Linked DNA regions of Homo sapiens: region 2 is linked to region 1. A link is a contact called in ENCODE Hi-C or POLR2A ChIA-PET data. All regions are on one chromosome and are shown on one strand. The core of a region is the stretch at or near the end of the contact, and the rest is flanking DNA. Distances in the headings are between cores, read along the strand shown. Region 1 has its middle 22 kb from the start of SRGN. Region 2 overlaps SRGN (serglycin).

Evidence for each region. Hi-C counts contacts between places; a loop is a spot of excess contacts on that map. ChIA-PET counts read pairs that join two places held with the same protein, here RNA polymerase II (POLR2A). Pooled maps may share reads with other maps.
Region 2: a map of astrocyte of the cerebellum shows a loop between it and region 1 (4-fold over the local background). The contact joins two enhancer-like sites. A Hi-C loop is called at or near these places in 18 of 168 maps with a recorded cell type or tissue (CD8-positive, alpha-beta T cell, Caco-2, Calu3 and 10 more), 9 of 37 single-sample maps with no recorded cell type and 16 of 50 pooled maps. POLR2A ChIA-PET finds 5 or more read pairs at or near these places in 22 of 52 experiments (A673, AG04449, CD4-positive, alpha-beta T cell and 16 more).

What each region holds. Positions count from the first base shown.
Region 1 is chr10:69,064,047-69,067,260 of GRCh38, forward strand. No RefSeq gene overlaps it. Among named protein-coding and RNA genes, the nearest start is that of SRGN, 22 kb to the right of the region's middle. RefSeq lists enhancers at 1,387-1,526, 2,027-2,226. Within about 2 kb of position 1,850, at least 12 of the 41 ENCODE cell types and tissues checked have a DNase peak (open chromatin) inside an H3K27ac peak, as active enhancers do.
Region 2 is chr10:69,100,304-69,103,408 of GRCh38, forward strand. All of the region lies in intron 2 of SRGN (serglycin), which reads left to right. Among named protein-coding and RNA genes, the nearest start is that of SRGN, 14 kb to the left of the region's middle. Within about 2 kb of position 1,633, at least 4 of the 41 ENCODE cell types and tissues checked have a DNase peak (open chromatin) inside an H3K27ac peak, as active enhancers do.

The DNA.
Region 1 (3,214 bases), core at 600-3,099:
CAGGAAGGCATTTGTTAAAACACCAATCATTGGTTCCACCTCCAGAGTTTCTGGCTCTGCACACTTGGGCAGGGTGGAGCCTGGACATCTGCATTTCTAACAAGTTCCCAGGTGACACTTATGATGCTGTTCTGGCCCACAGTGAGCCCAAACTACAGCCATGGAGATCAGCCTCAGCTAGACAATAGACTCACCTGGACAGTAGACTCACCTGGGAGCTCTTGCAAACACACAGGCTGCACCAATTAAATCAGAATCTTTGAGGCAAGTCCAGGCCTCAGGACTTCCCCCTCAACATTGCATTATGAAAATGTTCAGCCCGGCACGGTGGCTCACGCCTGTAATCCCAGCACTTTGGGAGGCTGAGACAGGCAGTTCATCTGAGGTCGGGATTTCGAGACCAGCCTGGGCAACAAGTTGAAACCCCATCTGTACTAAAAATACAAAAATTAGCCAGGTGTGGTGGAACGTGCCTGTAATCCCAGCTACTCGGGAGGCTGAGGCAGGAGAATCGCTTGAACCTGGGAGGTAGAGGTTGCAGTGAGCCGACATTGCGCCACTGCACTCCATCCTAGGTGACAGAGTGAGATCCTGTCTCAGAAATAAATAAATAAACAAAAATAAAATAAAATGTTTAAACACACAGCAAAATGGAAAGAATCCTACAGTGAGCAGCTGTGTATCTACCACCTAGATTCTATCTTGGACATGTGACTATGCTTTGTCACACATCAATCCCAACACTCATTCCTCTAACATCAGGATTTCTTAAAGCCTCAATTCCCCAATATTCAGCCACGTTTGAGAACCAAGAGCTAGAGTTTCTGGGCTCCTGCTCTGTAAAGCTCTTTCTGGCTATGATCTGGGGTTCTCTGTGATGCCCTCCCCATCCCTAAGGGTTTGTTGAACAAGAATACATGCATTTATTGAGCACCTACTGAGTACCATTGAGGCTCCCCTTTCCTTGAGCTGACTCTAGTGGTAGATTTCTTCTTCCGAAATGTTTTAAAGCCAGGAAAATTCAGACTAAGGAGCCCCGTGTACTCAGTGTGAGGTCCTCTACTGGTGGGGAGGGTCTTGCTGTGCCACCACCACCAAGACCTGACGATCTGGAGGTGACTTGTCCCAGACCTCCTATCTAACAAAAGACTGGGAAGAAATGAAGCTTCTGGAGAGGGATCCCTATTCGCTCATTCCAGGGTACTCTCCAAGCTGTCATTGTGGGTTCTGTATCCTGCCCTCAGAGCTCAAGGCTTTATAGGGTCAAGCAAACTGCTCTTCGGAGTACAGTGTGATTCTATGTGATAAATGCTCTGCCAAATCAACCAAGGTTTGCAAAGCACTGGACGTACACTTTGGAGGGGAAAATAATACAGGGCTCTGCTGTGTGGAAGCTTCCAGAAGAGCGAACCTGACCAAGAACCATCCCTCCCTCCCCACACCATGGGTGTACAGCTGGCCCTCTGGGGCCTTGGAGTATAGAGGAAGAGGGAGAACCCACAGACATGCATAAGCTTGCTCTAGGCTGCCCGGGTTTCCAGCTGGGCACCTTTGGTTTTTCTTCCACTTCAGCTTCTGGCAGCTGGGGTTGGGGTAAGGGACCAGAGAGCTGCATTTATGTAGGAGACAGTCTTGGTGGGGTGGAGTAAATGAATGTGTGCTCTTGTTTTTGTTTCTAGGGAAACAGTGGAAAAGTTGCTAAATGTGGAAACCCAAGCTGTGGGTCTCTTTCTGGGGTTTCTTTCTCATCCTCTGTGTGGAGTGGCAAGTGGAGAGGAGAAAGTTTCAGAGGGAAGCCAACCCACGCAGTAATTCCCCCAGGGACACAGGCTGAACTTGCAATCCCAGCGGGCAGGAGGCGGGTTCGGGATTTCCTGGCTGGTCAGTAGGGTTAGAGGGTTCATTCTGAAATAAAGGGGGTTTTCCCTCCATCACCAATGAGATCAGAAGAGCTACCGTTTGGAAATACAACCCTGTGTGGAGGTAGTTTCAGCTCTGCTGGTGACTAAAGCTTGGGAGTGGGGACTTCCTCAAACACTTTTCTTCAGTCACTTTGAAAATGTCTGACTCTTCTGGCTCCCTCAGACTGGAGTCTGTTTTGCTGGGGCTTTTAGTGTGACTCATTTTGTATGTCTTCCAAGGTGTCTTCACATTTAACAAAAATGGTTTGCTGGTTTCTTGTGTCTTTAAGGCCCAAGGACCTTAAGCTCTGTGAGGACCATGGCTGCCTGGTGACTCGCTGGGCCTCCAGTGACCTCAGCACAGGACCTGGACAGACTGTGTTCTCCACATACATGGCTTGTTCCACAAACACTGCAGTTTTCCACAACACCAACCAACCCACCAAACAAACAACCCAAATCACGCCAGTCCTGTCATGGGGAATGGTTTTGTCATTTTAGCACATGAACCAGAATGGCAGGAGCCAGGAGAGAAAAGCATGTAGCTCTTCCAAAAAAGCTAATAAGGAAGATTAGGCAGGAAGATACAAAAATATAAATGGTAGAAAAATACAATCTGGTAAGCATGTTGTGATTGCTACTACTCTAAAACATGATGTAGTTAAAAACTGGGCCAGGCATGGTGGCTCACACCTGTAATCTTAGTGCTTTGGGAGGCTGAGACAGGAGGATTGCTTGAGCTCAGGAGTTGGAGGTTACAGTGAGCTATGATTGAGCCACTGCACTCCAGCCTGGGTGACAGAGTGAGACCCTATCTCTAAAAATCCAAAACAAACAAACAAAACTGGCCGGGCTCAGTGGCTCATGCCTGTAATGCCAGCACTTTGGGAGGCCGAGGCAGACAAATCACCTGAGGTCAGGAGTTCGAGACCAGCCTGGCCAACACGGTGAAACCCTGTCTTTATTAAAAAAGTATAAAAATTAGCCGGGCATGGTGGCACGTGCCTGTAATCCCAGCTACTCAGGAGGCTGAGGCAGGAGAATCACTTGAACCTCCCGGGAGGCAGAGGTTGCAGTAAGCTGAGACTGCGCGCCATTGCACTCCAGACTGAGTGACAAGATCAAAACTCTGTCTCAAAAAAAAAAAAAAAAAAAAAAAAAAAAAAAAGAAAAGAAGAAAACCTGGAAGGCAAAGGCAAATGGAAATGATTGTGTTAGTGAGATTACGGGCAGCGACCGTTAAAGGTTTTTCTTAAATTCTAAATGTTACACCATTATTGCAATATAAAAACCAAACCTTTGTGGCTATACTT
Region 2 (3,105 bases), core at 383-2,882, 36 kb after region 1:
GGGAGGATTGCTTGATCCTGAGAGGTCAAGGCTGAAGTGAGCCATGGTGTGGCACTGCACTCCAGCCAGGGTGACAGACTAAAACCTTGTCTCAAAATAAATAAACACATTTAAAATAAATAAATACAATTAAAACTAAAATTAAAAAATAAAATAAAATGTTAAGAGAATAGCTCAAATTCTCCAAAAGAACTCTTGCACACCATTCCTCCTCTTCTCAAATCTCTATTTTCCTTCCCCAAAGCCAGTAACTGCTTCTCACCCTGACCCTGTGCTTTCTTTCCCGTCATTGCGAAAGAATGGTCCTTGCTTCTGTGCTGATCCCAAACCCTTTTGCCCTCAGATCCTCCTGTCCTTCCCTGGCCCTGCTCTGTATTGGCTGTGGGGTGGGGGTGGCGGTGGAACTGACCCCTGGCGTCTGCATTTCTCAGGCTCCCAGGGCTGTGGCTGACTTTGGCCAATGGGAGGCAAGGACGGGAGACTGAGAGCTTGGGAGGAAGGGAGAGAGGTATGTTTCTTCTCCTTACTCCCTGCCTGGGATGGCACCTTGGGCAGGACTCTGTTTTGCCCATGGCCTCAGCTCCCACCAGATGCCTCTAGTCCCTGGGCTCAGGAAATAGACAACCTCCTTCCACTATCGCTGTAGCCCAAGGAGGGAAGTATTTTTTTCTTTCTTTCTTTCTTTTTTTTTTTTTTTTTACAGAGTCTCACTCTTGTTGCCCAGGCTGGAGTGCAGTGGTGCGATCTCAGCTCACTGCCACCTCTGCCTCCCGGGTTCAAGTGATTCTCCTGCCTCAGCCTCCAGGGTGTGCCACTATGCCCAGCTAATTTTTGTATTTTTGGTAGAGACGGGGTTTTGCCATGTTGACCAGGCTGGTCTTGAACTTCTGACCCCAAATGATCTGCCTGCCTCGTCCTCCCAAAGTGCTGGGATTACAGGCATGAGCCACTGTGCCTGGCCGAAGGAAATATTTTCTTGCTATTGCTAATCTCTGGGTTACCTCGCTATCCCCCATTTAGCTTCACTTCTCCTCCATCACCTGTATGAGGAATTCCCTCTGTGTTAAATATCTGGAGAAGTTTCCTGATTGGACCCTGGCTGTTGCAGCTTCCAAGGCCACCTCTCTTTGTGGCTGGTATCCTTTTCCCATGCATCTTCTCCAGGACTTCCATTCTGCAGTTATCTCTCTGAACTCAGTGTCTTCTTCCCATCAGTATAGGGGTGGACTTTAGTATCTCCTATGTTTAGGCAACATCTCTCCTTTGACTCTGCGTCTTCTCCAGTGGTTGCCCTTCTCTGCTCCTCTTCACAATAACACCTCCTGAAAGGGCCACCCATGCCTGCCCCCTCCTTTCCTCACCCCCTCTGTGGCTGGACTTCTGTTCCTACACTCCACCCTGGTTGACAAAGTCACTGATTACTTCTCTATTTTCAGCTTACTTGATCCTTAATTGCCTTCAAAAACAGCTAACTGGGCCATGCATGTAATCCCAGCACTTCGGGAGGCCAAGGCAGGAGGATCACTTGAGCCCAGGAGTTCAGGACCAGCCTGCCTGGGCAACATAGTGAGACCCTATCTACAAAAAATAGAAAAATTAGCCGGGCGTTGTGACTCATGCTTGTGGTCCCAGCTACAAAGGAAGCTGAGGTGGGAGGATGGCTTGAGTCCGGGAGGGTGAGGCTGCAGTGAGCCATGATCACGCCACTGCACTCCAGCCTGCACAACAGAAGGAGGCCCTTTCTGTAAAAAAAAAAATGGTTGACCACTCCTTCCTTGAAATGCTTTTTTCTTGAGGCTTCCATGCCCTGCCTTATCCTGTTTCTTCCTACTTCTCTGGTTGTGCTTTTTCCTCTGCTCAGTATTTAACATGTTGGTGTGACCCTGGCTCTGGCCTGGGCCCCCTTCTCTATCTACATGCTTTCTCTCGACGACCTCCATCGGTTGCATGGGTTTAACTACCAAATCTGTGATTCTAGCTCCGACACCCCAGGCTAAAGTAGCCACCTGGTCACTCCCTATTACATTGGTCAATTTCATTTCTCTGTGCCACCTATGATTTTCCTGATTTATTTATTCACTTTTCATTGTCTGTCTTCCCCACTAAAATAAAAACTTCTTGAGAAGGGGCTTCATCGATCTGCCTCTGTTCTATCCCAGGCCCTCAAAACAAGGACCAGATATTCAACAAATATTTATTGAATGCGTACATGAATTAAAACTCTAATTGGTTGTATGCTGGTGGTTTATTATTTTCATGGAGGAAATGACTTGTAGGCTGTGACACTCAGCTTTTGTCTCTGATGCTTTGTTGCCCTGTTCTGTCACCGAGGGCTGTCGTCATTGCTCTGGCCATTTTGTGCTCTTTGAATTTCTAATCATCACACTCAACCCAGAAGGCAGCCTTACCTTTCAGCACTCTTCAGCTGAATGAGTGCAAGTTGGAGGCAGGGTCATTTTTTGATAGGAAATTGAATGTTTATATGCTGGTAAATATAAAGCTTAGCTTTTTACAAAGAATTTCTCAAAAGTGAGCTTTGTTGAAGCCCTGTAAATTGTTAGAACTTTTATGGAAATTTTAATTTAGGAAAAAATGTCATCTGTTTGGGCTGACTTAGTTGTTAGTTGTTTGTCCTTTCTTTTTTTTGGTGGAGGGTATGGAGTTTTGCTCTTGTAACCCAGGCTGGAGTGCAGTGGCGCGATCTCGGCTCACTGCAACCTCCGCCTCCTGGGTTCAAGCGATTCTCTCACCTCAGCCTTCCGAGTAGCTGGGATTACAGGCATGCACCACCACACTTGGCTAATTTTTGTATTTTAAGTAGAGACCGGGTTTCACTATGTTGGTCAGGCTGGTTTCGAACTCCTGACCTCAAGTGATCACCCACCTTGGCCTCCCAAAGTGCTTGGATTACAGACATGAGCCACCACACCCGGCCAAGAGGACTTCTTTTAAAAATGATTTCTTGGGCCGGGTGCAGTGGCTCACACCTGTAATCCCAGCACTTTGGGAGGTGGGTGGTTCACAAGGTCAGGAGTTTGAGATCAGCCTGGCCAATATGGTGAAACTCCATCTCTACTAAAAATACAAAAATTAGCCAGGCATGGT